Linked DNA regions of Mus musculus: all the other regions are linked to region 1. Evidence: chromatin loops called from intact Hi-C (ENCODE). Cell type or tissue: left cerebral cortex. All regions are shown on one strand. Region 1 overlaps Gm36411 (a long non-coding RNA gene). Region 2 overlaps Gfpt2 (glutamine fructose-6-phosphate transaminase 2). Region 3 overlaps Rasgef1c (RasGEF domain family, member 1C). Region 4 holds the start of Gfpt2 (glutamine fructose-6-phosphate transaminase 2).

Region 1 (5,000 bases):
TTTACATATAATGTATGCATGACCTCATATCCCTTATATGATCTCTATGTGACTTATATCTAACACAATATCATGTTTTATGTTTTAAAAATTACATTTCATTTATTTGTATATGAGAGTGTATATATATATATATGAGTGATTATACATGCATTGTGGCATATGTACAGAGGTCAGAGGACAACCTGTGGAAGTCAGTTCTCTCCTATCATGTGGGTCCCAGGGATTGAACTCTGGTCATTAGTTCTGGCAACAAGCACCTTTACCTGCTGTGCCATCTTTCTGACCCCATAAACAATTATTGTATTGTATTATATTGTATTGTATTATATTGTATTGTATTGTATTATATTGTATTGTTTATGAAACAGGGACAAGAAAATATTCTGTGTATGTTGGGTACAGACAAAATTTTTGAATATTTTAAATCTAGGGTTGGCCTTATCCTTAATGTAGACCTCAATATTTCTTAGAATAGGCAAGCCCTGCCTTGGGTACAGAGCAAGTGTGCTCCAATGCACTTAGGAATGTCTGGAGCTGAAGAGGGCTGGCATGGCTGGGACAGAGGAGGAAAGCTAGGAGGCTGGTGTCTAGGCTGGTGTCTGGGGCATGGCAAGTGGCCCAGGAAGGAACAGGAGAGGCTGCCCCACATCTCATGTGCTGAGGGGCTGGTGACAAGTTTGAGTTGTGTCCTCAAAGCAAAAGGAAGCCACCGCTAGACATGAAAGCGTGTCATAGCATAGCTGCCCTGGGAGATCATCCCTCTGACTTCTGACTCCTTCGAGTTGAAGGAATCAAGAATTGGTCCCGGGACATCGCTTCAGTTGAGTGATGATGAGGAGAAGTGGATGTGTTCGGGGAGCAGCATCCACCGTACTTGGGAGACAAGAAAGGGGAGTGCCTAAGGCTCTAGCCGAGGGGACCAGAAGTAGGTATGTCTAACCTTTTGATGTTTTGAAGTGGCCTTATTCACAAGCAGGTTGAACATGCCGGATACAGCATGTGGTCCACTGATAGAACCTCAGCAGCAGATGGATAGGGCAGCAGAGAGAAGGCATGAGCTCCTTTCCATTCGGGATGGTGAGTGGGAGGTAACAGTGGGTGACTTGCCACAGGCTCTGGTAACTTCATGGAAGAACACAGACAGAGCACACAAACCCAAGAGTTTTTATATCACCAAGTACACCAATATGAAACATTGCCTATCTTGAACTCCAAGTGTCTCCCATCGCCTCAGTCCCTTTTCCTGAGGCCCCCGCCCTCAACAACCTCATGCTCACTACTTTCAACACATGTTCAGAATGTGCTGGTACTTGCAGTGGTCTCTGCAGAAGTTTGAAGAGCCCAGGTGTGTGTGTGTGTGTGTGTGTGTGTGTGTAACTATTTGAGTTACATGTAGGCCTTTAGAACTCTGGAAGCCTAAGGACACCCAGTGGCAGTGTTGCAGAGGAACCAGGCAGATGCAAATGCAGGCATCTGGTAGGAGGTACAGGCATAGACATAGCATGTTAGTGTTCTGTCACTGAGACAATCAATGCACAAAGAGAAGTTTGTTATAGCATGGAGTAGCAACACTTGATAAAATATGCATACTCTGTTGCATAAAATCATGACAAGGATAAATAATAATGCATTACAAATTTCAAAATTGCTAAAGGAGCAGCTTTTAAATGTTTCCAGTTTTAAAAAGATCATAAGCATGTGAGGTGATAGATTTCATAATTATCTTGCTTTAATCATTCCCCATTGAAACCATGTATCAAAGTGTCAGGCTGGGCCCTGAAAACACTCAGTTATCATTTGATAATCTTTAAAGTGTGCATGGCTTTGACACCAAAGACTCAGATTCTGTCTTCCTGAGGGGAGTCATCATTTTAAAACAAGACAGATAAGAAGCAGAAGCAGCAGCTGCCTTGTGGTGCTTAGTCAAAGATGCTAATAGCTCCACCTGGTGGCACTCAGGGAAGTTACAACACCTTCCTAAAGGGCGAGTTCCCCTTCTTGGACCCAGCGTTATCTCTTCAAATATTCCTAACACTTCTGCAGAAGAGATTCTCACCTTCATCTTATTAATGGGGAAGGCAAGACTCAAACAGCGCAGATGACATCTCTAAAAAATTCCCACATCTGAGATGCTGAGGAGAACTGAATCCCAGCTCTGTTGTCTGTGCCAATGGCTTAGAAATCTGGCTGATCAATAAGACCATGCAGGCAGCCTTTGTGAACTGGTGGTGAGGCTGTTAGGACCACTCATATGCATGTGGATTTTTGCCTTCCTAAGCAAAAAATTAGTGTACTCACTATAGATGGAGATTGGGAGATGCCATCAGGACAGGGAGTGACTGGGACCAGAGATGGACTCTGAATAGTGCTCCAAGCCTTATTTTTATTGTCATTATTCTCTAAATAACACACTACAGCAATCAGTTACACAGCAACGACAATGTATTGGGTATTGTAAACAGTCTAGAGATAACTTAAAATCTATGGTGTCATAGGCATGAGTAAATGTATACACATATGTGAAGTTAGATGTCATTTTATTAAAAGTTTGGAGCATTCTTGGGGTTGGGTATCTTGAGGGGTGGCATGTAACCTGTCCAGAATCTCTATGGAGGGATGACTTTTGCACACATGTACATTTAACAAGCATGGGCAAGAAAGAAGAGAAATATCTGGAGGTTAGAAACGAACTCTCAAGTATCAACTGACTTAGCTGTGTGCATTGGCTTTCTGCTGTTTCCTCAAAACCTTACAGAAATGAAAGCCCAGGTATAAAGGTCCTAGGGTCCCCTGACATAAGGGGGAGGGGATGCCAGCAGGTAAAGTATCCCACAGTAATGGGGAGTGGGCAAATAGGGCTATGGCAGTATCCTTGGAGGTGCTCGAGACCTCCAACCCCGGGTGTATTCTGGCATCCTTCCCAGCTTCCTGGCAATGACCAGCAGTGCCAGCTTGGGAGAAGGGTGTCTGTAATCCCTGTCTGTGTCGTGATGACATCGTCAGTCAAAAAGTCCTACCCCAACATCCTGCTCCTTTCTTCCACGTAAATAAGAACAGGAGGAAGAGAGCCAGCCATTAACACTCGAGGGAAACCAGCTTCCTGAAAAAGGCAAGCCAAGAAAAGGAGACTCAAAGCTATGACCTTCACAGTCACGGGGACAGTTCCGGAAGTGGGAGAATAAATGTCAAGGAAAGCTAATTAGAATCCATGGGGAGATGAGAAGTGACGCTGAGTGCTTTGTTTAGCTAAAAGATGTCTGCGCCTTAATTTCTCTCTCCTGTTGGTTCTGAGACTCATCGCAAATACGTTAAGCAGTTAATCTGCTCCATATTTCTTTGTATTCATGTTACACTATGTACAGAACTGCATGTAAGTTGATTCTGGTTTTTTCCTCTGTGTGTTTATGTGTGTGTATGATGCATGTGTGTGCTGTGGATACATGTGGAGACCAGAAGAGGATACCGAGTGTCCGTTCTATCACACTCTGCCATATCCCCCAAGACAGGGTCTCTCACACTGAACCTGGAGCCAGGCTGGCAGGGAGCAGGCCTGAGCAATCTTCCTGACTCTCCCTCCTTCAGCTCCGGCCTTACAGACCTATGTCTGCAGTCATGCTAGGTTATTTATGTGTACTCTTGGGATTTGAACTCAGGTCCCCATGCTTGCACAACAAGTCTTCTTACCCACTCCCCCAGCTCCCTGGGTTTGATTTTTTGTTTGTTTTTGGTTCTATTCATAACTACAAAGGATACTTAGATGACATTTAACTTCCTTGGACTTCTATTTATGAATATTTGTTCTGTTTATAGACTGTTATTTGCAAAATCACAATGTATGATATATATTTATGATGTGGATTAAATTTCAATTCATAGATATAAAACCTTAGAGCAGCGCTGGTTCCCAAGTTGGGATAATTCTGTACCCAGAGGGCTGTTTATTTCTGGATGAAAGAACTGGCAGAGATGTTACTGTCATCTAGTAGGTTAGAGGCCAAGGATGCTAAGCATTCCATGATGTGCAGGGTAGCCCCCTACAAGAAAGACTTTCCAGAGCCCAGAGAGTGGAAGAGCAGGACACAACCATTACATACAAGTCCTTGTCTCAAAGCTTCAATGAAAGTTCTTTGCTTTATTGTCTGTATAACACAGTGAATCCCTTGAGATGATCATCTCTTCAAATATGCATGAAGCATTTACCAAAATCACTTTACTCAGCCATAGGGACATCTAAGGGAATTTAAAAACGTAGGAGTATATTATCTCCTTACCATGAGGCAGTAACTAAGAAATTAATACAAAGCTTCGCCTCACCCTGTTTCATCCTTACCCTCTTGGAACTTATGATAATTCTAACACCAGTCAGAAGTTCAAAACTCACAAATAACTTCTGTCTGTCTGTTTTTGTATTTTTCTTCGTCTTTCCTCCTTCTCCTCTTCCTCCTCACTCTTCTTCCTCCCCTCCTCCCAACCTTCTCCCCTCCCCTCCCCTCGCCATCCCCTTCCTCCCCACTCCATCTCCTTCTTTGTTGGAGACAGGATTTCTCCTGTGTAGCCCTGGCTGTCCTGGAACTCACTCTGTAGATCAGGCTGGCCTTTAACTTGCAGAGATCCACTTATCTCTGCCTGGGACAGGGCTGGGACAAAAGGTAGGCACTACCATGCCTGGCATAAATAACTACTTTCTTTAAAATAAAAAAAAAGTGAAACAGTAATTCTCTGGAAGTAATGCCAATTAGAATATTGGATGTTCAAAGTTCTTGAGTACTCCAAAACAAAAAACAAAACATCAAGGGAAAAAAATAGTCTCGAGAAGTTTTATAAAATGAAGACAATTGAAAACAAGAGAGATGACTTTTTCTTTCACTTGTAGAAAGAAAACGAGGAAGGCATAGTTACCAAGAGAGTAGGAGGAAAATTTCATAAAAATGAAATAAACACAAACCAAATGTGACCTCAATAAGGGCTGCTTTAAAATTCCAATAAAAATAAAGAAT
Region 2 (5,000 bases), 91 kb before region 1:
GTGACACCTTCACCAGATGCCAGTGGTATGCCCTTGGGCTTCCCCATCTCCAGAACCATAAGCTAAACGAGAGAGAGAGAGAGAGAGAGAGAGAGAGAGAGAGAGAGAGAGAGAGAATGGAAACCAGAGGACAGCCTTGGGTAACCACAGTTCAGGTGCCACCTACCTTTTGTATATGTGTGTAAGTTGTATGTGCATTTGTGTGTTCAAGTGCACATTCCTGAGCACATATAAAGTCTGGGTGTCCTGCTCTATCGGTCTGAACCTTATCCCCTTGAGAGTGGGCTCTCACAGAACCCGGAGCTAGGCTGGTAGCCAGCAAGCCCCAAGGATCCTCCTGCCCCCACCCTCCCACTGCTGGGGTTACAGGTACCCAAACAGCCACACCTGGCTTTATTTACATTGAGTACAGGTTCTTCCAGGAAAGGGCTGGCTCACTCTCCCTGAGCCCCCACCTTGGCTTTTTTGCTTTGTTGTTGGTTTTAGTTTGGTTTGTTTTTGAGACAGGGTCTCAAATTGATGTGAGAGTCTGCAAGTAAGCCAGTTTGGTTAGGTAGTGAGCCTAGGGGATGTGTCTGTCTCAGTCTCTCCAGCACTAGGAGCATGCCACCAAGGTCACCTTTCTTATGGGAGTTCTAGGAGGTCAAACTCTGGTCCTTACACTTGCAAAGCAAACACTTCAGCAATTGAACCATCAGCCCAGCCTTAGAACCATTATTTTAAGTTCCAAAAAAAAATCTATAAAAACAGAAGGATTTCAACCACAGCATTATATACATAGATTAATTGGGGGAGAATCAAGATTTTGTTTTGTCGTTCTGTTTTTAGAGACAGGTTAGCCTGACTGTCCTGGAACTTGCTCTGCAGACTAGGCTGGCCTTGAACTCATAGAACTGCCTGCCTGTGCTGGAACTCCTCTCCGCCTCTTCCTCTTCTTCCTTCTCCCCTTTCTCCTCCTTCTCTTCTTCTTGGATTTATCTATTTTATGTATGTGAGCATACTGCCACTCTCTTTGGATATGCCAGAAGAGGGCATTTACTCTTGGATCCCATCACAGATGGTCGTGAGCCACCATGTGGTTGCTGAGAATTGAACTCAAGAGCTCTGAAAGAGCAGTCAATACTCTTAACCACTGAGCCATCTCTCACCTCCCTTAAAAACAATTCTTTACTGCTAATTTGAAATCAAATTCTAAAGCTGGCATGGTAATTCATATCTGTTATCATTTGAGGGGGTGAGGCAGGAGGATTGCCATGAGTTTGAGACCAGTTTGAGCTACAGAATGAGGAGACTGTCTCAAAATGAAATCACTTTATTCCATTTTTTTTCAGCAATGTTAAGTTTTTCTACCAAAGAATATGGAATCTCTCTTCAAATCTATTCTTGCATCTTGTTATAATCATGTATAGTTTTCTGATTTGGGTTTATTTGTACTGAATTTATTCTGAGAGATTTTTCTTAAAATGTGGTTGCCGACACTGTAGTGAATAGTCTTGTTTTTTGTCTTGTTCACCAAATGTTAGCTAAGGCTCTGCAGTGCTTAGTCATTTGAGAAGCTTCTAGAAGGAATAAGGTAGGCGGGGTCCCTGCCTCAGCAGCTGACGGTGGGTCGGGTCAATGACTGCTGCATGGGCAAAAGATTCCCATGTCTTTATTCTCCGGAAAGCTGCCAGCACTAGTTCTCACAGCGTGTCAGCTGGCTTTCAAAGTGTATAATTATATGGCCTTCGAACACCATTCCATCTTCCTTCAGGCTCTCATGCCTTTTCTAATTTCAGAAACATCTTTCATGTGTCACTAGCTAAGAGCTCAGTGGTTTCCAGCATTTCTTTGAAATAAAAACTTCAGCAAGTTCTAATGCCCAGACACCACTCACAGGTTATCAAATCTGTTTCCAACAATAGTGTTCTAGTTTTCGCTCACTCCCCCTTCTCTGTTCCCCTCTCTTCCCCTACCTGAATTATTCTCTTCCTATGCCTGCAGGTCTCTAAAATGTATGTACTTAGGCGGGTGAGATGGCTTGGTGGTGCTTGCCACCAAGCCTGACAACCTAAGTTTAGTCAGTCCCTAGGCCCCACGCAGTAGAAGAAGAGAAGCAATGTCTGCAAATTGTCCTGTGTTCTACATTCATGCTCTAAGTGTGCGCACGCGCACACACGCACACACACACACACACACACACACACACACACAGGGTTCAGACAGTTATTCTTTAATTCCAGGAAAACAATGGAAATGTTTAGCTACCTTGCATCAGAAGCAAAGAAGAATTCCACAGCTTTATCGCCCACAGCGTGCAGGCAGGTGGAGCTGTCCAGTCTCTTCATCCTAGTCTTGCAGATATTCTTCACATTCTCGATATTGCCTAGTAAACAAAAGAACGGGTAGGCTGCCCTATTTGCATAACACGTGGCAAGGAACCCGCTTTCTTCTTCTGAATATTGTGTGGGAGCAATCTGCAATTTTTAGCTACGGCTGTGCCAGCCAAATCACGCAAAAGCTTCCCAAATAGCTCAGCTGAGCTGAGAGAGCATTTAAATGTCTACAGTGGGCAAGCAATGCAAATGAAAACAAACCAAAGGAACTCAAATCAGGGCATGGATGCCATGCTCGCCAGCTGCTCTCTATTTCTGTGCAGGTCTCAGAATATTCACGATGAGAGGCTTTTTAAAAAGATGGAGCTAAGTCTCTATGGCATGGACATTGAAACCTGGAGCCACGAGGCAGCTGGGTTCAAGATAAGAGTGTTGTGGGTGGTGGTGGTATGTCTGCCTCCAAGCAGAGTCTGCTGCAAGGGGACAGCTACCCTGTAGCCGACTGGTGATGTCCTCAGGAAACTCACATGTCGGATATAAGACGGGGATCTGCTCTGTGGAGAGTTTGTATTTGCTTCGTACCCCGATGAGCAAGGGGCTGCCTCTCCTGTAAGAAGAAGAAGATATCAAGAGATCCCTCACCTTTGAGACCCCAGGCCAGATGTACCCTCCAAATCCAGTCTTTTCCCTAAAGCAGGGAAAGTTTAGGTCACACAGAAGGGACACCTTGACCTTGAGACCACATCCTCTGGTTTTGGAGCAGGGACCAATAGGCTGGCATGCAGATGTCAGCTCACTTACCTGTTGCCATCCAACTATCTAACTGATTAGCCTGGTAGCATGCTTTTCCCCACTATTATAAGACTCTGGGCTCCTGGTTCTCTAAATCCCCACAAGCAGCGAACCCACATGGGTAGGTCTCAGAGGCTGGGTATTTACCATCAGGGGAAGCACTCTAGGTTTCAATACCATAGCTTTCACCTACTGTGTGTCAACTCCCACATCAGGAGTGTTTGCTACCCTAAATTTGCCTGAGGAACCCTGTCTTGTGCCTCCTTTTGCAGAGCTCAGCTTTTGCTTCCATGAAACAGACTAGCTGAGTTTTGTGTATGCAGTTGACATTTACAGATTCAACCAGCAATTGAAAATGCAGATAGAAAACACTCCTAAGAGCCAAGGTTGGTGGCACAGGCCTATAACCCTCAGGCCTATAACCTGGGGAGGCTGAGAAAGAAGGATTGCATGTTCCTATTTGGGCTACAGAATAAGTTCAGGGTCAGCCTGAACAACTCAGCAAGATCATGTCTCAACAAAAATAGGTAAAGCAAAATAAAACAGGGCTTAGGATCTAGCTCAGTTACACAGTGTTTGCCTTGTGTGTGCAAGATGTGAGGTTCAATGCCTAGTAATAACACATACACACACATGCACACATATGCACCACACACCCACACACATGTAAGAAATTGCATTTGTACTCAATTTGTACAGAGTTCTGCCTGTCATTCCCTAAGGAATACATATGACAACTATTTACAAGATATTTCCATTGTATTAGGTATCAAAAGCAATCTAGATATGATGGAATATATAAGTCATGCTCAAATACCACTCTATGCTATTTTACACAAGAAACTCAAGTGTCCAAGGATCTCAGTATCTTGGACAGGGTCTAGTTTGAGAACTCCAGAGATACCAAGGAAAGAATACACTCTATTTTGTGGGCTACAAAAGGCAGGGTCTAACTTTGGACTGAGTGGTACTCCACTAAGGGAAACTTAGAATCTTTGACCTGTACAAAAGTGGGTTTCGTCATGAAGGGAACAGTGATTTTACGAAGAACTGTCTTCAGGGGATGACAGTAGTGACAAAAGCCTCCTTCCTTTGTGCTCCTCTTTCACCAGCACTGGGCTCTGAGTACCTTGGGATAGAATCTTCAGCAAAGCACTTCCCTGGTTACTATTGCTTTTGGTAATCATATTGGAGGTATTATGTCATGGCTTTAATGACATCTTACTTTCAAAATGCAATTTTTTTGTTTGCTTTATCTTATAGATTATATAGCACTTACATCAAACAACAAGCAGATCACTTTTATTATCCACACTATTTAGATCTCTGTATCTTAGAAGCCAGGCATGCAACATTCCAGGACAGTAGTTTCTCACTGCCCTCTGTCCATGCACGGTACGGTCTTACCACCTCCAAATGAGAGCTAGGGAGATGGCTCAACTGTCCAAGTGCTTTGAAGACCTGAGACTGGACTCCCCAAAACCAATCTTAAAAGCTATACACAACAGGTAGTGCGTATGTCTGTGACCCCAGCAGGGGTGTGTGGGTGGGGGAGAAAAGGCAGGAAGACCAGAAGACAAGACAGGTGGCTCCTCGGAATTCATTGGCCAACCAGCCTACAGCCTAGCTGAATGGGGGAGCTCCAGATTCAATGACAACTTGTCTCAAAAATGAAGGTGATGGGGCTGGGATGATGGCTCTGTGGTTGACAGCACTTACTGATCATGCATAGGACCTGAGTTTAGTTCCCAGAACCCCTATGACTAACCATAACTCCAGTTCTAGGAGATCTAATTCCCTCTTCTGACCTCTGTGAATAGCAGGCACACACATGGTACACATACATACGTGCAAGCAAAACACTCACACACATAAGAGAAGACAACTGCACAC
Region 3 (5,000 bases), 230 kb before region 1:
GGAGGGGAGTCGCCTTGGCTCTGCTCACACACAGGATGGAGGTGAGACAGACATACATTTTGAGACCAGGTCCATCTCATTTCTACCACCGACAGCATCCCTGGCCTCTCCCTTTCCTAGGGTCAGGGTATCTTAGTTTTCGCATGGGGCTCCTCCTCTCTCCCCAGAGAGACAAGCCCTGCTGATTGACTCAGGGATGGAACTATACGAATCCTGGCCAATCAGATCTCGGGATTCTAAGGCATCACGTGACTGCACGCGGACGAGCATGTGACCTAAGCTTGATCAATGAAATCCCAACCTTTTACCTTGAAAGGTCTTCCCGCGTAACTGAGAAGTTAGATGGTCACCCTGACAAGGAGGCCACCTACCACTGTGCAGGAGAATCAGCTGGCACAAGGGGGGGCCTGTGGTCCCAGATAAAACCAGGCGGGGAGCGTCAGAGTAGGAAAACCCATGTCCTGTTGGGTCATTTGGGCTCCTCAAAGAGAAGTACCTACTGCTGGGCGGGCTCGTGAGTCAGCCATGGCCTTTCGCTTGGGCCAGTTGAAGCTGGGTTTCTGTACCCGAAAGCCTGACTGACGCAGGCATAGAAAATTGTAAGTTACAGGATCAGGCAGGGCGAGGAGAAAGGGTCTGCGGAGGCATAGCATAGAGAAGCCATCCTCATACAGAAAAGGAATGCAACTGAAAAGAAATTGTGCAGAGGCATGGGGCTATCCCAGGCTACCGGTGGTAAGGGCCCTAAAGAGTAGGTTCTGGAGACTCAGGTCTAGCTTTAATAGATCTCACAGGACTTTGGAAAAAGGCACAGGGGTAAGGGTGGCCTATTCTTGCAGGTTCTGGGCCTCAGTTAAGTTAGAAGCTTAATAGGTGCCTTTTCCAGAGGATGGAGTAACCACTGCCTCCCTCAAAAGCTGACGCTGTGAGGTCAGAGCCGCGCCCTGCCCAGGTCCTCACCTTGTCCAGCACCGGCTTGTCCAGCTGTTGCTGCTCTATGCACAGGTGACACACCCGAGCCAGGAGCTCTCGGGGCTCGATGAAGAGACGAGAGCTCAGCAGGAAGGTGAAGATGTAGGCTTTCTGGTGAGGATACCACACAAACTCATCAGCGCACAGAGGATGTGTCATCAGCCTGACCCGACTCCCAGGCAGGAGGCCATTCCCAGCCCTGTCACCTGTGCCGTGCTCTCCTGCCCCTTCCCCATGCCAGGCGGCGGCTCACCCACCTCGGGATAGTAATCGGCTGTGGGCACGAGGTGTTGGATCAGGGTGTCCAAAGAGGCTGAGGATGGAGCTCCGTCCAGGAGGGGCTGCCCGGCCTGCTCTCCTTCTGTGGATTCTGTGGGAGGCGGGCTGAGGCTGCCTGGGGTGACCATGTCGGAGGCAGTCAGTGTCCGGGGCATGCCTGCCTGCAATGGCAAGAAACAGTTGGGGGTAACTAAGTGGGAGCCCACTGATTCTCTGGGTTCTAGGCTGGAGAACTATGCCTCTGACTGTCCACACTTTTGTTCAGTGATCACATCGTGAGAGGCTGCCAGTGTCCCCCACTTCACAGCCCAACACCCATTCTCCATTTTCTTATAGCCTCCCCAGTTCTTCTCCCAGGAATAATCTCTTCTTTACTGTTTCTCCGGAACCATCTCTCCCCGGAAAACACACCCTTAATAGTTGGTTACCCCTCCACTTCTCTCTATCTTTATAATTCAGGCTGGCCTGCAACTCACAGTAATCCCCCTGCTTCAGAGTTTTCCGCTCGCTGCCTGCACTCTAGAGGTGAGCTACCAAGGGCAGGAAAAGTTGTTTGTCCAAGTCCTTAATAGCCACCATCTTGCCCCAGCTACTGGCCACAAAAAACTCAGGATTGAACCTGATCCAGATTAGGGGTTCAGGAACAATCCCAGAGCTTCCTTGACACTTGGAAGCTATTGTTCCCCTGAGGTCCCATTGACTAGACTGGAGAATGTAAACTCGACATTGTTGGTTCATCTCAGCATTGTGAGGAGCTAGGAAAGCAGGCATACTCCTTTTGGAGGGGTTGACTGCCTGTGCACAATACCTGTGGCCTCTATGGCTGAGCCAACATCCCAGCTCGCTTTGCTATTTCATTTTGAAGCAGGGTCTTGCTAAGTTACCCAAGTTGGCTTTGTATGTTCTCTGTAGTCTAGGCAGGCCTTTAACTTATTATGGTCCTCGTGCATTAGCCTACAGAGTAGCTCCAAATTCACATCTGACCCCTAGTGGGCATCAGTGGGTGATGAGCCACTGTGAGCCCTATTGTAGGCCTTGGGGCTTCTGTCAGTTGGTGGTGTAGCTAAGGACCCTCTGTGGGCATTTCAGTGTTCTCCCTATGTAGGCCTTCTCTAGACCAATGCTGAGCTCTTCCATGGCCTGGCCAGCAGAGGGCGTATGCGCATTTTAACAGAGAGCCCGTGCTTCATGCCATTTCTTCCACACATGCCTGTAGGTCTGTGGATGTTGAACGAATTCCAGCCTAGACAGTCAGGTCACCCCATTTTCTCAAACACAGAATCTTATGGGCTCACCCCCTGAAAGACTCTGGCTTTGCCTGCCTTTTCTGTCCTCCAGTGACCCTTACCTAGAGACAGAAAGACAGGAGGCCGGAGCCCACTCAGAGATGAGGGGGACTTCTCCAGAGGGCTGTCCACAGTCTGTGGTGTGGGAGGTGCTGGGATGGGGTTACAGAATTAGCGAGTGCTTAGTCAGTCCGTGTGGATGGCAACCTGGACAGCCCTGACCTTGGTGACAGTCACAGCTTAATTTTACCTCCCTAGCAATCTCCAACACTCAATTTTCAGTTCTGAAAACACAAATTTCACAGACCACCTCTTGCTCATCTGTGTGGGGAAGCCGGTGCAGATGAAGATGGGGGGGTGTGGAGGGGGATCCTGAAGGCTTTCAGTGGAGAGGGTGGCCATCTCTGGAGACAGCAGGTGCTAGCTCTGTCTCATGCCTGGGGCTCAGCACCTGGTTCTAACTTCACATGCCAAAATATGTGCTTTCCAAAGTTCCCCTCTCCTGTGTAATGCCTCCCACCTCTTCACTATGCAGCCCATCCTGGATTCCAGTCCAATTTTCTCCCAGATTGGCCAGTGACAGCGTGGAGGTGACACTGAAACCCTCTGTGGGGAAGGACAGTGGTCTGCCAGGTGGTGGGAGAATCACAGAGGGACAATTCACAAGTCAATCAAGGAACCTCTCAGAACATCCCTAGGCTTGGCTCAGCCCTAGGCACTTGATGCCGGGTCCTTAGGGGTGGGTGGCTAGATCCCTAAGCTTATGCTATGAGCTGAAGGGATGTCCTACAGAGGTGACCTGAGAGGGGACGGGCTGCCAAGTAGGAGCATGGGGAGGTCACTGACTTGAGGACTGAGGGAAGGAATGAGACTGTGGAAAAGCAAGCCTGTCATGGGACCAACAAGGGGAAGGTGGGGTGATTGTGAAAGAGTGTGCTTGGATGTCTGGGGCCAGGTGCCTCAGGTCCTAAGTGACAAAGTGGTGGATGAGGGTGAGCACAGATGAGCACATCAAGCAAGCGTTCATGTGTGGAGACACACATCTTTCCAGGAAGCACACGGAGGCCCCAGGCCAGGCACCCATGTCCTTTCCTGTAAGTATGAATGACTGTTGGATCAGTCTCTTATCTGTCACCCAATAGCTTCTTCACACAAATGCAGTATGAGCATTTATTTTCCCGTTTCTTTATTACACATAAAACAGCGTAGCCCCCACGCTGCCCCGTTCTGGGTGCTTGTCATTAGCACTACATCTCAGAAGCAGGCCAGGGTTTGTTTCATCTTTTGCCTAAAATATTTTGTTAATTTAACTTTTAAGACCATCTTATTCACTGTTTGTGTGTCTAGGAGTAATTTCTTAAAGTCGGCGGCGAAGCAGCCTAAATGTCCGTCAGTGGATGACTACATAAACAAGACTAGATATGTGTGAAGAAATCGTATTCTACTTAAAAGGAGGAGACAATCCCGCTATGTCTTTCAGCATGGAGAAGTACTGAGGACGCTGAGTTAGGGGCAGAGGCCAGTTAGAAAAAAGACAAAAGCTGGCCTGGGGAGATAGAGAGAGACAGAGCGTGTGCTTCTCCTGTAACTCCGGCTGGAAGGAATTCCATGCTCTCTTTTGGTCTCCAGGGGTCCCTGCACTCTCCCTCCTGCTCTCTTTCTCTCCTCCCCTCCCTTCCTCCCTCCTTCCCTCCCTCGAACTGTCTGAATTTCTCTCTTGGCCTTTTTGGTGGCATGCGTCAGCAGGCTTCACTAGTGCTGTAACAAATTCCTAAGATAGTCAATGCATCAAGATAAACAGTTTATTTCGGCTTACTGTTCTCAAGCTTCTTTTTGGTCAGTGACCGGCTGGTCTCATTGCTTCGGGCCAGTGGAGGCGGCACCATGATAGGGCACTTAGTAGGAAAAAACAAAACAAAGCAAAGCAAAGCAAAGCAAAGCAAAGCAAAGCAAAAGAAACACCACCTCACTGGCCTTAGCTGGTAAGTGAAAGAGATGAAGGGCAAGAACTCAGCCACCATAGTCCTCTTCGAGGGCATGGCCTCAGTGATCCGAAAAGCTCTCACTACGTTCTGCCTCTTAAAGGTTCACCACTTTTCACCAAGTTTTGATGCACGGGCTTCTGGAGGAGCATCAAGACCCTAACTAGAGTGAGACCAGGTATACGTTACTTGGATCATCGCTGTGATTAAATACCCTGAGAAACACAGCTTATGGGAGAAAGGGTTCATTTGGTCATGGGCAGAGAAGTCATGGTGGCTGGAGCTAGAGGCATCCAGTCACATTGCACCCATAGTGACAAAGCAGAGTAATAAAGGCTCTCCTTTTTTATGCAACCCAGAACCCGAGCTTAGGTACGCCCTGTGCTGATTCCTTCTGGGGTAATCGTCCCCACCTTAACCCAGTCAAAGTAACCTCACGGGCATGGCTGGAGGCTAACCTAATCAAGATAATTAATTCCTC
Region 4 (5,000 bases), 68 kb before region 1:
AATCCAAGAATCCAAAGAACCATCACAAGTGTCCTTTAAAGAAGGGGAGCCTGGCCATGGAAGAGGAGGGGGTCATGTGACCACAAGAATGGCGTGATGCTGTGCCCCTAGCCAGGCAGGCCTGTGAGCTCCTCTCTCTGCAGAGCTCACACTTAAACCTGGAGGCCCTACCGCAGGCCTCTCTCATTCCTCTTGCCCATTAGCTCTCAGTCTCTCTATGCGGTCCCAAACTTCTGGGAGTCAACAGGTAGCTCTGTGATGTTTCAATGAGTGAGACATCCAAGAAAGAGCCAGTGTCCATCACCTAAAAGACCACCAGAATGCTCCTCAGAAATACGGACTCAAGGTTGCTCATCTTTGAATCCTTTTTAAGATTAAAGAAAAATGTATATGAACTCTCCTAATTTTGAAATCTGATAACTAAAAAAAATATTTAAACCCTATGCGTTGAACAAAAAGCTGTCTGTCTGCCTGGTTCAGCCTGGTACTGCCAGGGTGTAGCCTATGTCTGAGGTATCTTTTGTGTAGCAGCATTTGCCAGCTGAGATGATCTTGTTGCTGGAGAGTGACTGGCTTACAGAATGGCCATTTTCTTCACCTGTCCCTTCTTAGAAGTAATGAGTGGCACAGCCACATGCCCTTTAGAACCTCAGAGCATAGAAAACATAGAACCTCTCCACAGGCAATCATTTGCGATTTCATGAAGAATAAAAGCAGGAAGGAAAGGAAGACCACAAAGGGGGCAGGGAGAAAGAACACAGTAACCTTCCTATTGGCAGGAAGTCAACAGAATGCAGGGAACTCTGATGTCAATAAAACTGCACGTGGGTACCTACGAGGGTTGGCTTAATAGTGGCTCTTTCTAGAATCACCTGGGAAGCGAGTCTCAATGAAGGTGGATTTAAGTTGGCCTGTGGGCATGCTTGTAGTAGATATTTTGACTTGTATTAGTTTAGATAGAAAGGCTCACCTTAAATATAGATGGGGCCATTTTGTGGGTTGTGTGCTAGGTTGAATGGAAGAAGGCAGGTCGCTAGGGAAGGCGGATTGCTAAGTGCTGCATGCGTTCACTCCTGTTCTCTGCTCTCGCCTGGACTTAATCTACCTGGGTCCCTCACATTCCTGCAACCTGGATTCCCACACAATGATGGACTGTAACTTGGGACAAGTCCTTTCTCTCTTAAGTTGCTTCTGCCAGGATGTTTTCTCTCAGCAACAGGAAAGGAAGCTAAGACAACATTTAAGGGTCAGCTTAACTCTTGGTACACTAAAGCACATCTGTTCTCTTTGAGGGTTGGTTCCTGTTGGGCCCCAGCTTTCTGTGGATGGAGACATCATTGGATGTCATATCTCATCAGCTTACCATCCCATAAGGCCTTTGGTCTTGATCCCTGAAACCTGAGGCTGCTTTGAATGAAAGCAGCAGACATGGCCCAGGACATTGAAATGACCTTAAGGTTCCTATTCAGACAGGCCTCCCTGGGGCTCAGTTTCCCCCAAATGTAGAGTGAAACTGATTCAATATTTGTTGTACCCTTGTGCCAAAAACACGATCATTATCATTTTTTTTTCTGTAAAAGTCACTAAATTGCAAGTGAAAACGACCATAAAAGGAAAGCCAGTATCCAGTGCAGAACACGAAGTCCAAGAGCACCCAGACCAGTATGCTCAATTCCAGGCAGCTGGCTGGGTCAGACATCAGCAAGGACGGCTTCAAAAAAAAAAAAAACCCTGAAGTTTGAGGAGTTAACCTCGCCTAGCTCATCTGGCTCCTTTGATTCTGGTTCTGAATAGGCGCACAGCTGGGCCAAGACTTCTACTGCATCCTAGACATTCTTTGGTGACCTCAAAGCACTTCTCATACTCAGTCACAAATCAATACCAAAGTCTAGAAAGGAGACGGGTTGGTTATAACCCAAACCCCATCTCTTCCAAAGGGTTGGAGGAGACAGTTCTCCAGAGCTTGGAAAGACACAGAAGAAAGGCAGACGCCAGGAGGAAACAGGGTGGGAAGCTGAGGTGGTTGATGGTGGAGATGCAGGGCCATCTGAGAGGCTCAGCAAGGAAAGCCCTGGAGCTCAAGTAGTTTCAGGTCTCTTGCTAAAGTCTGGTTCTAAAGCCACCGGTGGCTAAAGATCTACAAGAACTCAAACGGGGGGGGGGGGCGGGCGGGGGGCGGGTTGAATCTGACAAAACTTATACATTTGTTTCATTTCAGTGTCCAGAAACGCCTGAAGCAACCTTTCACACACGTTGCCAAAGGATGCCCAGGAGTCCTAAGATTCTGTCTGAGGATCCAGGATTTTAAACTGACCCCGGCTCTCTCTGGATGAGGCTGCGTCCCCATGGTTCCTGCCTAATCCTTGCTCTGTGGTTCCTTTCTCCTGGTCTCCTGGCTCATGAAACAAGGCCTGTACAGACCTTGGCTTTGGACTCACCCACTGGCACACCCCACCCCACAAGCCTTCAGCAAAGTCAGAGAGGCGCCTTTCATGGCTTCAAAAGTTCCACCAGGTTCTCCAGCCGCAGGGGGCTGGAGTGGGTAACTGAATCCTACTCAAGGCAGGAAAAAAAAAAGCGCACAGTGACCTTTTGTCCCAGAAGTTCCCGGCTTTCCCCGGCCAGCCAGCCAGCGGAGGCGGCCCAGCCAGCCAGGAGGGTAAGGAATTGCAGATGTGCGCCCAGGGCGGCCGCCTCCCTTCTGCTCTCAAAACCCGGCTGGACACCTCGGCGTCGCTCCGGGCTGCGCAGCTATCCGGTCCAGGGCTCCCGCTCCTAGCTTTGGGCCAAGGCTCCGGGGAAGTCACTATCTATCCTGTCGCCAAGAGCTCGTTCCAGCAAAGCTTTTCCACAGTTCCCACCCTTCTAGGGACAGGAGATTCTTTTTGAGTCGCAAGCAAGATGGGCAAACCTTTCTGAGCGCACCAGGAGCTGTTTGGGACGCCCCGGGGCGGGCTGCTGACACCGCACAGGTGAGGTCTCCTGTCCTCGGTGGGCGCGGCAAACTGGGACTCTGGACCACCACTCCGAGCCCGGAATGATGAGGTTGCTCGTGGCGGCCTTTGTGGGCCAAGTGAAGGAAGCACCCTCCTGGTGGAGACACCTCTGTGTTGCGGGGCTCCTTTTCTGGGACCTGCCTCGTTGCCCCTGCTCTGTGAGGTCCTGGCTTGGTTCCTCTTACACGGAGTTTAGTCGTCCTCCTCCCCACGCCCCCATGTCCCCGAGACGTCACTCTGGGTCCGCGCGCGGGGAAGGAAGGCCTGGCTAATGAAAGCCCCACAATCGCCGCCCCTAGCAGGTCCCCTGTGCCTGGCTCTCTGGCCTAGGCTCTGAGGGAGAAGGCCGCTGTGCACTCACCGCACATGGTGGCTCCGATCGCTCCAGACGCTCAGACGACTCGCTGCGCCTCGCGCTCCCTGGCTCAGGCTCCCGCCGCTCGGTCTCCTGCCCTTATAGCCAGCCAGTAGCCCTCCGAGAGGGGTGGGGCTGGGGCGGAGCCTCCTGCCGCCTGCTTGCTCCTTATTGGTTTCTGGTTGTCGTGACAACAGCGGGGGGCCCCCAAGACTCAGGGTAAGGGGTGAGGGGCGGCTCCCAAGCTCCAGTCTCTACTGTAAGGGGAGGGAGGAAGCCCAATCGGTGGTAAACACCTTGAGTTGGAATTTTGAGTCAGTCATATTAGACGTGAAACTTTAGCAAGGGGGACAGATCGCTCCGTGCCTCAGTTTCTTCATTTGTAAAATGTGATAATAATAAAATGTACCTCTCAGATCCTCCTGAGGTTAAGGCCAGACAGACTGTGTAGACACAGAGTACAACCAATCTGTCTCTCTCTGTCTCTGTCTCCCTCTCTGCCTTTCTCTCTCTGTCTCTCTGTCTCTCTCTCTGTCTCTCTGTCTCTCTCTCTGTCTCTCTCTCTCTCTCTCTCTCACACACACACACACACACACACACACACACACACACACACACAGAGTGGACTCCTATTCTTGCAACATGCCCCACTCACTATTCCAAACTTCTTTCAGAGCAAGAAAAAGTAGCACACACTAGGCTTGTGAACTTCTTCCAAGCCTGCCAGGAGCAAACTGGGCTTGGCTGAAAAAGGGAGAAAATTGAAGCTCCTTATTAAGATATAAGATATTGACCAAGATGTGCCAGAGCCCGGACCTGAGAGGTGCAGGGGGTAGGCATCCCCCAGGTCTAAAGGAAAGCTGGGCCGCCCCGGAAACCGCCCCATAATGGAGATGCGCTGGCAGACCCGTCTGGCAAGCCGTGAGCCTGCATCCAAGCCAGGGGCTCCACCGCCCCACAGTGACCTGGAGCCTTGGTTCGACCCTGCGACGGATGAGTCACGAGGCTGGCTTTCCCCCGCCCTAGTTCCCGGCTGTCTCCTCCTCTCCTCTCTGTTCTCCAGCCCCCTCATCTCCTGAGAAAAGACCTGGCCCAATATTTGCTCACTTTGAAGCCATCTGTGTGTGCATGGTTTAACTTAAATAAATAAATAAATTGTTGAAATCTAAATCAATGGTATTCCCCAATTATAGTTTTTAAAGAGAAAAACTAGCGTAAGTCTTGTGTTTGGCGTTTTTTTTTTGTTTTGTTTTTTTTTTTTTCCGTAGCTTTGCAGCTCCCTGGGAATGGAGGTGTTGTGCCCACTGAGGAGTTTGAAATTCGATGGTACTGACTGAGAAGGTTGGGCTGAATCATCTGATGCCTAAAGCTGACTCAGGAGCAGCACTGCTCCTTCACCTCAGCGACGCAAGGTGACACTCATTCATTCATTTACCCATTCATCATTCATTCCCAAATCTGCACTTCACATCTCTCCTGGTGATAGGAACTTAATGAATGAAGACAGATCCAGCCTCCTGGCTCTTACAAAACAATGGGTGGGGCAGACACTAAGCTGGTGGTCACATAGGAAATTGGACATCTGACATCTCTGTAGAGAAGGCCCTGGGCTGGGCAGAACTCCACAGAAGGGGACAAGAAACAGGCCT

Evidence for each region. A loop is a pair of places that touch in the nucleus more often than their neighbours do. Peaks named below come from ENCODE experiments on the same cell type or tissue, not always from the same donor. Only the 100,000 strongest peaks of a DNase experiment are listed, where the experiment ranks them.
Region 2: a loop joins it to region 1, with 3 times the contacts of the local background. A loop is called at or near these places in 8 of 42 quality-filtered maps.
Region 3: it touches region 1 in a loop (2.4-fold over the local background); 9 of 42 quality-filtered maps call a loop at or near these places.
Region 4: a loop joins it to region 1, with 2.2 times the contacts of the local background. A loop is called at or near these places in 4 of 42 quality-filtered maps.

Annotation. Positions count from the first base shown.
Region 1 is chr11:49,725,017-49,730,016 of GRCm38, reverse strand. It overlaps Gm36411 (a long non-coding RNA gene), which reads right to left. Exons shown (of 4, transcript XR_879826.3): 4 at 2,367-5,000. Among named protein-coding and RNA genes, the nearest start is that of Gm36411, 14 kb to the right of the region's middle. In left cerebral cortex, a CTCF peak has its summit at 1,962 (motif pointing left); DNase peaks (open chromatin) are centred at 1,087 and 1,943.
Region 2 is chr11:49,816,502-49,821,501 of GRCm38, reverse strand. It overlaps Gfpt2 (glutamine fructose-6-phosphate transaminase 2), which reads right to left. Exons shown (of 19, transcript NM_013529.3): 8 at 2,843-2,922; 9 at 2,248-2,365. The region is part of intron 3 of Gm36507 (a long non-coding RNA gene); the gene reads left to right. Among named protein-coding and RNA genes, the nearest start is that of Gfpt2, 25 kb to the right of the region's middle. In left cerebral cortex, a CTCF peak has its summit at 2,319; DNase peaks (open chromatin) are centred at 1,126, 1,646 and 2,489; H3K27ac peaks cover 2,100 bases.
Region 3 is chr11:49,953,446-49,958,445 of GRCm38, reverse strand. It overlaps Rasgef1c (RasGEF domain family, member 1C), which reads right to left. Exons shown (of 14, transcript NM_029004.1): 2 at 1,230-1,412; 3 at 961-1,083. The coding sequence starts at 1,406. Among named protein-coding and RNA genes, the nearest start is that of Rasgef1c, 54 kb to the right of the region's middle. In left cerebral cortex, a CTCF peak has its summit at 2,389 (motif pointing right); a DNase peak (open chromatin) is centred at 2,428; H3K27ac peaks cover 263 bases.
Region 4 is chr11:49,792,601-49,797,600 of GRCm38, reverse strand. Gfpt2 (glutamine fructose-6-phosphate transaminase 2) reads right to left here and starts at 3,446. Exons shown (of 19, transcript NM_013529.3): 1 at 3,358-3,446. The coding sequence starts at 3,364. It overlaps Gm36507 (a long non-coding RNA gene), which reads left to right. Exons shown (of 4, transcript XR_003949545.1): 4 at 2,219-3,363. In left cerebral cortex, CTCF peaks have their summits at 2,900 and 3,101; DNase peaks (open chromatin) are centred at 2,557, 2,880 and 3,474; H3K4me3 peaks cover 1,434 bases; H3K27ac peaks cover 472 bases.